2 separate regions of the Homo sapiens genome follow, and region 1 is linked to region 2. A link is a contact called in ENCODE Hi-C or POLR2A ChIA-PET data. All regions are on one chromosome and are shown on one strand. The core of a region is the stretch at or near the end of the contact, and the rest is flanking DNA. Distances in the headings are between cores, read along the strand shown.

Region 1 (4,115 bases), core at 539-3,038, 240 kb before region 2:
ATTGCCTATCTCTTAAGTTTCTGGAGCTAATATTATTTTATATGTATTTATCTTTTAGGCTTCATGCTAGAGTTATGGGTGGATTGCACACTAAAATTACAGAATTGGAGTATTCTGGGGATGATTTTGTACTTAATTTTACCAGTGGATTTTGTACCTTTAAATATTTTCTTTTTTCGCATTAGTATTTTTTTTTTGTTCAGATTGAAGAGTTCCCTTTACCATTTTTTGTGAGGTAAGTCTGGTGGTGATGAATTCTCTTAGCTTTTGTTTGCCTAGGAAAGACTTTGTGACTCCTTATTTGAATGATAGCTTTGCTGGATAAAGTGTTTTTGAATGGCAGGTTTTGTTTTTTGTTTTTTGTTTTTTGTTTTCTTTTCAACACTTTGAAAATATTCTGCTCCCTCCTGGCCTGTGTGGTTTCCACTGAGAAGTCTGTCATCAGATGATTGGCATTTCTTTACATGTTGTTTGCTTTTTTTCTCCTGCTGCTTTTTAGGATCCTCTCATTGTCTTTGGCCTTCGAGAGTTTAATTATTATATGTCTTGGCGTAGTCCTATTTGATGTTCTCTGTCCTTCCTATACGTGAACTTTTATTTCTTTCTCAAGTTTTGGAAACTTTTCTGTTATTATTTTTTGAGTAAGTGTTCTACCTTGTTCTTTTGCTCAGCTGCCTTTTGAATACTAGTAATTCTTAGATTTTGTCTTTTGAGGTAATTTTCTATATCTTATAGGTAGTCTTTATTCCTTTTGACTTTATTTTTTTGTTATTTCTCCTGTGACTGTGTACTTCTAAACAGCCTGTCTTTGGGAGCACTGATTCTTTCCTCTGCTTGGTACATTCTGCTGTAAAGAGCCTTCAATGAATTTTTGAATTCAGCAAATGTGTTTCTCAGTTCCAAGATTTTTGTTTGATCTTTTGTTATTATTTCAATCTCCTTGTAAAATTTATCTGATAAATTTATAAATTGCTTTTATGTGTTATCTTGGAGAGCACTAAGTTTCTTTCAAACTCCTATTTTGAATTATTGGACAGAGAGCTCATGTAACAGTCTTGTTAGGGTCAGTCACTGGTTCCTTGCTTTGTCTGTTTGGAGAGGTCATGGTTTCCTTTTCGCTGTTTTTTTTTTGTGTGTGTGTGTGTGAATGTACATCTATGTCTTTGCATTTAACAGTTATTCATTCCAGTTTTCTCTGCCTGGCTTGTTTTGGTTTTTATTGGCTATGTTTACTTAGAGATTCTTCATAATTTACCTGTTGAATTTCTTATACTTTTTTCCGCTAGGTCAGTGCCTCCTTTTCAGCACTAGATGGCACTTTAAGCCCATGTTTGCCTTTGCTCTAGCAAATTATCAGAGACTGATCATCAGAAATAGGGGAGGTCCCAAAGGGGATATCCTGGCAGTGTGGAACGGCTGGCTGTAATTTGTGCTCAGGGGCCCCGTGGAATGTACCTCCTACAGCATGGTACTGCTAAGCAGCCACTCCGATTTGGCATGTCATTTGGCTGAATTACAGAGCAGTTTCTAGCATTCAGGATGTTAGTCCTGCCTCTCTACTTTGTCTTTGGCTGTCCTCAGAGATGTTTCTCCTTTTAGGCACTCACCATGCTTCCCACAGTTTGAGGTAGGGACAGGTCTCCTGTCAGGGAACATAAGAAAGTAGAGAAGCTGACTGTCAACCTCAGTCTCACTTTCTCCAGTGTGGAAACTGAGAGTCAATCAACATTTTCCACATACTTGGGGCAGGGCAGATTCCAGGGAGGGGTGTCATTGTCATGAATATATGGCTCTCTTACCGTCTGCTGGAGTTTTTTTTACTTCTCTTTGGCTCCAGGAACTGATTCATCCTCATATTTGTGTTCTAGGATATTGCTGGTGATCATCTTGGTGCTATATATTTGTTTTTGGTTTTCTGTAAAAGGGAGCGAAGCCAGCTTGTTTCTATGCCACCATTTTCGAATTGGAATTATGACTATAGGGCACCACAGTCTTGAACTCCTGGGCTCAAGTGATCTTTTTTTTTTTTTGTCTGATATATTTTAAAAAATTTTTTATTTTATTATTATTACACTTTAAGTTTTAGGGTACATGTGCACAATGTGCAGGTTAGTTACATATGTATACATGTGCCATGCTGGTGTGCTGCACCCATTAACTCGTCATTTAGCATTAGGTATATCTCCTAATGCTATCCCACCCCCTTCACCCTACCCCACAACAGTCCCCGGTGTGTGATGTTCCCCTTCCTGTGTCCATGTGTTCTCATTGTTCAATTCCCACCTATGAGTGAGAACATGTGGTGTTTGGTTTTTTGTTCCTGCGATAGTTTACTGAGAATGATGATTTCCAATTTCATCCATGTCCCTACAAAGGACATGAACTCATCATTTTTTATGGCTGCATAGTATTCCATGGTGTATATGTGCCACATTTTCTTAATCTAGCCTATCATTGTTGGACATTTGGGTTGGTTCCAAGTCTTTCCTATTGTGAATAGTGCCGCAATAAACATACGTGTGCATGAGTCCTTATAGCAGCATGATTTATAGTCTTTTGGGTATATACCCAGTAATGGGATGGCTGGGTCAAATGGTATTTCTAGTTCTAGATCTCTGAGAAATCGCCACACTGACTTCCACAATGGTTGAACTAGTTTACAGTCCCACCAACAGTGTAAAAGTGTTCCTATTTCTCCACATCCTCTCCAGCACCTGTTGTTTCCTGACTTTTGAATGATCGCCATTCTAACTGGTGTGAGATGATATCTCATTGTGGTTTTAATTTGCATTTCTCTGATGGCCGGTGATGGTGAGCATTTTTTCATGTGTTTTTTGGCTGCATAAATGTCTTCTTTTGAGAAGTGTCTGTTCATGTCCTTTGCCCATTTTTTGATGGGGTTGTTTGCTTTTTCCCTTATAAATTTGTTTGAGTTCATCGTAGATTCTGGATATTAGCCCTTTGTCAGATGAGTAGGTTGCGAAAATTTTCTCCCATTTTGTAGGTTGCCTGTTCACTCTGATGGTAGTTTCTTTTGCTGTGCAGAGGCTCTTTAATTTAATTAGATCCCATTTGTCAATTTTGGCTTTTGTTGCCATTGCTTTTGGTGTTTTAGACATGAAGTCCTTACCCATGCCTATGTTCTGAATGGTAATGCCTAGGTTTTCTTCTAGGGTTTTTGTGGTTTTAGGTCTAACATGTAAGTCTTTAATCCTTCTTGAATTAATTTTTGTATAAGGTGTAAGGAAGGGATCCAGTTTCAGCTTTCTACATATGGCTAGCCAGTTTTCCCAGCACCATTTATTAAATAGGGAATCCTTTCCCCATTGTTTGTTTTTCTCAGGTTTGTCAAAGATCAGATAGTTGTAGATATGTGGTGTTATTTCTGGGTGCTCTGTTCTGTTCCATTGATCTATATCTCTGTTTTGTTACCAGTATCATGCTGTTTTGCTTACTGTAGCCTTGTAGTATAGTTTGAAGTCAGGTAGTGTGATGCCTCCAGCTTTGTTCTTTTGGCTTAGGATTGACTTGGTGATGCGGGCTGCTTTTTGGTTCCATATGAACTTTAAAGTAGTTTTTTCCAGTTCTGTGAAGAAAGTCATTGGTATCTTGATGGGGATGGCATTGAATCTATAAATTCCCTTGGGCAGTATGGCCATTTTCATGATATTGACTCTTCCTACCCATGAGCATGGAATGTTCTTCCATTTCTTTGTATCCTCTTTTATTTCATTGAGCAGTGGTTTGTAGTTCTCCTTGAAGAGATCCTTCATGTCCCTTGTAAGTTGGATTCCTAGGTATTTTATTCTCTTTGAAGCAATTGTGAATGGGAGTTCACTCCTGATTTGGCTCTCTGTTTGTCTGTTATTGGTGTATAAGAATACTTGTGATTTTTGTACATTGATTTTGTATCCTGAGACTTTGCTGAAGTTGCTTATCAGCTTAAGGAGATTTGGGCTGAGACAATGGGGTTTTCTAGATGTACAATCATGTCATCTGCCAACAGGGACAATTTGACTTCCTCTTTTCCTAATTGAATACCCTTTATTTCCTTCTCCTGCCTAATTGCCCTGGCCAGAACTTCCAACACTATGTTGAATAGGAGTGGTGAGAGA
Region 2 (4,565 bases), core at 2,049-4,548:
TTCTCACCCTTAACTCTCCTGTTATTTGTTAGACAATGAGTATCTGCTAGGTGCTGTGATATGCATAATTTATAAGAAAGGCAGGATTTCTGTCCTTGATGAGCTTAATGTCAAGCTTGGAAGATAGACACAGAATAGGCCGGGTGCAGTGGTTCAAACCTGTAATCCCAGCACTTTGGGAGGCTGAGGTGGTTGGATCACCAGGTCAGGAGTTCTGGACCAGCCTGGCCAACATGGTGAAATCCCAACTCTACTAAAAATATAAAATTTAGAATTTAGCCAGGCATGGTGGCACGCACCTGTAATCCCAGCTACTCGGGAGCCTGAGGCAGGAGAATTGCTTGAACCCAGGAAGCAGAGGTTTCAATTAGCCAAGATTGCACCACTGCACTCCAGCTTGGGTGACAGAGCAAGACTCCGTCACAAAAATAAAAAAAATAAAAAAAATAAAGATAGACACAGAATGTTACTTATATGTAAGTATTATGAAGGAAAAGTACAGAGTACAACAGAAGCATATAGCAGGGAATCTTTTATAACTTAATTTTGGAAGTGACATAACATCACCTCTGCCATATTCTATTGGTCACACTGATCTGGAATCTCCTGGAACAATATACATGGAAACTACCCAAATATATAAACATCAGGAGGTGGAGATCATTGGGGGCCATTTGGAAGCTGGTTATCCAAGGATCCTAGCCTAGATTTGCAATTGTAACATTGTCTTTGCTACTTAGACACACAAAAATAGCTAGTAAATGTGATAAAATAGTTATATATAAAATTTAAGGACAAAACCAAAGAAATATTACAATCTCAATGCTTTTAAATTATTTGTAAGAAGCTAATCATTTGCTGTGGAAAGCATCCATGAGTGATCTGTGTCCAATGCACGTTCAAGAATTCTTGAATCTAGGCATGAAAACCAAGCAATATGGCAGCAGAGAGCCCTGTTTCCCTTTCCACTCACATGGTTACAGAATCATGAATGAACTCAGACTAATCAAATTCAAAGAAGAACAATGTTAGCAAGGGCTAGTGTAACCAGAGAATCTGCAAACTACAAGTACATTAGAGAAGTTCCAGTAGTTGCCTATAGGGATGCTGTCCCTAGCACCTCTGCTATGTGAGGATGTCTGTCTTGCTGCAACACTGTATAGCCTGTTCTGCTAAGGAAACAGAGACACTGGTGGGTTTTTTCCACTAATGCTTATCTAATTCTTCATATAACTATCACTTATTTTAGCAGTATATTTTTCCCCTAATGAGAGAATTGTTTAACCCAACAGTCAAAATAAATAACAATTTAATTTCTGCAGTAAACTGCTCTGACATTTGCTACAATAAACAAGAACAAGATTATGTGCTTGCTTTATCATTTTGAAAAGACTGTTATTAAATATTCAATCCTTAGAAATTGTAATTTATATTTATGGAATATTAGGAGAAATTATATGTGATTATTCATAGATATATATTTGTATTTCAAGTAAATGAGGAAAAAGGAACCAAACTAAAATGCATTTTTGTTTCTCTTTGTCTACTTTATGTACCTTATTTTACTACAAATCTGGAGACCTAGAATTCACTACCCAAAGAATTTGCTATGACCTCATTCTTACCAGATTAAGCTAAGAATGGTAAGAGCATGTGAAAATTCAATAAAGATAGTGATCATTTCTTTAATTATGTAAACATTTGAGGATTTTCTTTTACATTTGGGATCAACAAGCTGATAATATTTGTGTACTATTTTTTAAAAATAACTATTTGTGTGTGTATGCGTTTAATTAATTTTACTTATAAAATGTTTCTATCAGTCCCTTAGCTCAGGGGTTCCCCAACCATCAGGCCGCAGACTGGTACCCTCCATGGTCTGTTATAAACCAGGCCACACAGCAGGAGATGAGTGGTGGGCGAGCCAGCATTACCACCTAAGCTCCTCCTTCTGTCAGATTAGATCAGCAGCAGCATGAGATTCTCAATAGTAGCTTCTACCCTGTATTCCAACTGGGCATGTGAGGGATCTAGATTGTGCACCTATGAGAATATCTGATGATCTGAGGTGGAACACTTTCCAAAACCATTCCCCACAACCCTCCCCCCACCCCGCCCAACAAATCCTTCCCATCCATGGAAAAATTGTCTTCCACGAAACTGGTCTCTGGTGCCAAAAAGGTTGGAGACCACTGCTTAGCTAGTTCTTAAGTGAGACAAATTTGAACACACTGTATAATTAGATTAAAGTAAACATTTCTGAACCCAGCTTTTTTCTTAATTTTACTTTGAGCAACAGGTGATGGTAACTGTGCCTAGTATTTCCTATATTTCATGTTCATGCATGTTTATCAAGCAAGTGCAATATGTAGCATAGCTCCGTAGTGATCCCTGCTTCCTGTGAGAGAGTCGGCTCAAAGTTTATGAATATTTGGAGGATGAGGCAGAGCAGCAATCTTATCAGCTTTAATTTGTCACTCTACAGCTTGCCTCCATATTAAGTCCTCACATCCAGAGATGGTCCATAACTTTGAGATTAGCTAAGCCTATGAGATAATGCATTTTATTTCATTAACCATCTGTGGTGTGCTGCCAGGGATTTATAAATGCTGGTCGATGCTTGTGTTCCCTTAAGGATAATTTTGCAATCAGTCTGCAAAAGATGTGAATAGAAACCACCCAGCCCTGAGGAAAGATGACATCGTCACTCAGATAAATAAAGATATAGGGAAAAAATGATGACTAAATAAAATATATGGTATCTAAGCCAAATTAGAGAAGACAAACTTCCTAGAAGGAGCCATAGAAAGATAAAATAATGAGAACTTTAAAGACAATCTGGTTCTATTTCTTCACTTTAATGATGAGAAAAAATGTGCTCCAAAAAGAGCTTCTTTTCTTCTTCTTTTTCTTTCTTTCTTTTTTTTTTTTTTTTCAGGGTCATGGGCTATGTGAGTTGAAGACAACTCTGAGTCTAGTGTTTTCACTGGGAAGCCTTTCTCTCTGGAGCATCTCACAGAGAGGTTACTGCAAGCACACCACACCCCAGCAGTCTGGGAGCCTGTATTCTTTTAAAACAGAACTTAACAAAGGACACAGACACACAAACCCACAAAAAGATTACTGTTAGCAAACAGATGACTGAATCACTGGGTCTTTTCCACTTTTGATTTGAGGGGTATATGATGATTAATGCAGGATGATGTGAGAGGCTGCTTTCTGCACAAAAAAAGTCTGGAGCACTAGGGAAAAAGTGGAAAAGGAAAAAAAGCTGATGTTCAAAACCACAGAATCATATGTGACAGAAGGAGCCAGAACCTCTCCAACTAAGGCTCACAGAGCACACCACATAGAGGCTAGCGTGGCTCAGGCTGCCTGTGCCAGTCTACTAGGCTGGTACTCTCTGCTCTGAAGGCGGGGGAAGGAAGAGGATTGGAAAGCAGCAAGGTCAGGTGGCTCTGGCACTCTACCTGTAATGCCTTAAACACATCCCAAGGCTTGCATGGACGAAAGATGGGCTTTCTGAGGCTACATGGACTTTAAAGATTGAATACAATTCCAAATGAAGGTACAATTTGCATTTAGCACACATGGATCCCTTTGAAATGTTTCACTGGAGCTGGTGGTAAAAATTTTTGTTTATGAACAAAAATTTTCCAGTTGTCTCTGGATATATTCCTAAGACCCTCTGACTAAACATACACTGCATATATTTGTTTAACATACAATCAGATTGATTCTGTACAAAATATGTAATGTGATTATATTTGCTTATATGGTAAAAAAAAAAAAAAACTTCACATCTGTCTGCATGCATCTGTCAGAAATACCTATGGCAATATACTGACAGAGGAAATTCTTTCACTATTTATTATGCATAATGTGGACTTATAATTGCATAAGAACAGAAACAGAAAAGTTGATGTGAAAATGTACCCCACACTTGGACAATGAATGATTCCCCAGTCCAAGCTTTTAAAGTATTTTACATACAATTCTTAAACAGATTAAAATACAAATATAGATCAAGAATGATTCACCTGATCTTTGCCTGATCCCAAGCTGGCTTATAAAAACCTCACTTAAATTACAGTTTATCTTCTACTGCCCACCAGAATCCCATAGGCTTCATGTATGGAAAATCTAATTCAGAAGGATCAAACTGGGGTTAGGAATGTATGTTTTAAAAAGCTCTAGATATCTAAGTAATTTGTCATATTTTTAACTTTAAGAACTTCTGACTCACAGCACCATCACTTCCCCTAACGCAAATCCCAAACATAAAGTTTACTGTCTCATGCTTGAAGAATATGAGAACTGTTCTGATGAACCAAAGCTGTGAGGACATGGGAAAGAGTAGTTATTCTAAAGGGCCAGTATTAGGCCCAGATGTTTAGGTAAAGAGAATTGAGAGTCAGTCCCTCAAGCTAGCATATCAGACTCCTCAAGGGCAGCATTTGTGTCTCATTTGCATCCTCACTTCTGGCACAGAATTTTATGCTGAAAAGGGCTTGATCAATGAAAGCAGCATTCTCACTGGGGAGAGTGGACCATCAACATTTTTT

What was found. A loop is a pair of places that touch in the nucleus more often than their neighbours do. ChIA-PET counts read pairs that join two places held with the same protein, here RNA polymerase II (POLR2A). Pooled maps may share reads with other maps.
Region 1: a map of IMR-90 shows a loop between it and region 2 (6-fold over the local background). The contact joins two enhancer-like sites. A Hi-C loop is called at or near these places in 3 of 168 maps with a recorded cell type or tissue (IMR-90, PC-3 and mammary epithelial cell) and 4 of 50 pooled maps. POLR2A ChIA-PET finds 5 or more read pairs at or near these places in 3 of 52 experiments (AG04449, AG04450 and HepG2).

Annotation. Positions count from the first base shown.
Region 1 is chr5:98,347,089-98,351,203 of GRCh38, reverse strand. No RefSeq gene overlaps it. Among named protein-coding and RNA genes, the nearest start is that of LINC01846, 190 kb to the right of the region's middle. RefSeq lists a silencer at 1,265-1,559. Within about 2 kb of position 1,788, at least 3 of the 41 ENCODE cell types and tissues checked have a DNase peak (open chromatin) inside an H3K27ac peak, as active enhancers do; they include IMR-90, PC-3 and mammary epithelial cell, where a contact is called at or near this core.
Region 2 is chr5:98,108,429-98,112,993 of GRCh38, reverse strand. All of the region lies in intron 3 of LINC01846 (long intergenic non-protein coding RNA 1846), which reads left to right. Among named protein-coding and RNA genes, the nearest start is that of LINC01846, 51 kb to the left of the region's middle. Within about 2 kb of position 3,298, at least 4 of the 41 ENCODE cell types and tissues checked have a DNase peak (open chromatin) inside an H3K27ac peak, as active enhancers do; they include IMR-90, PC-3 and mammary epithelial cell, where a contact is called at or near this core.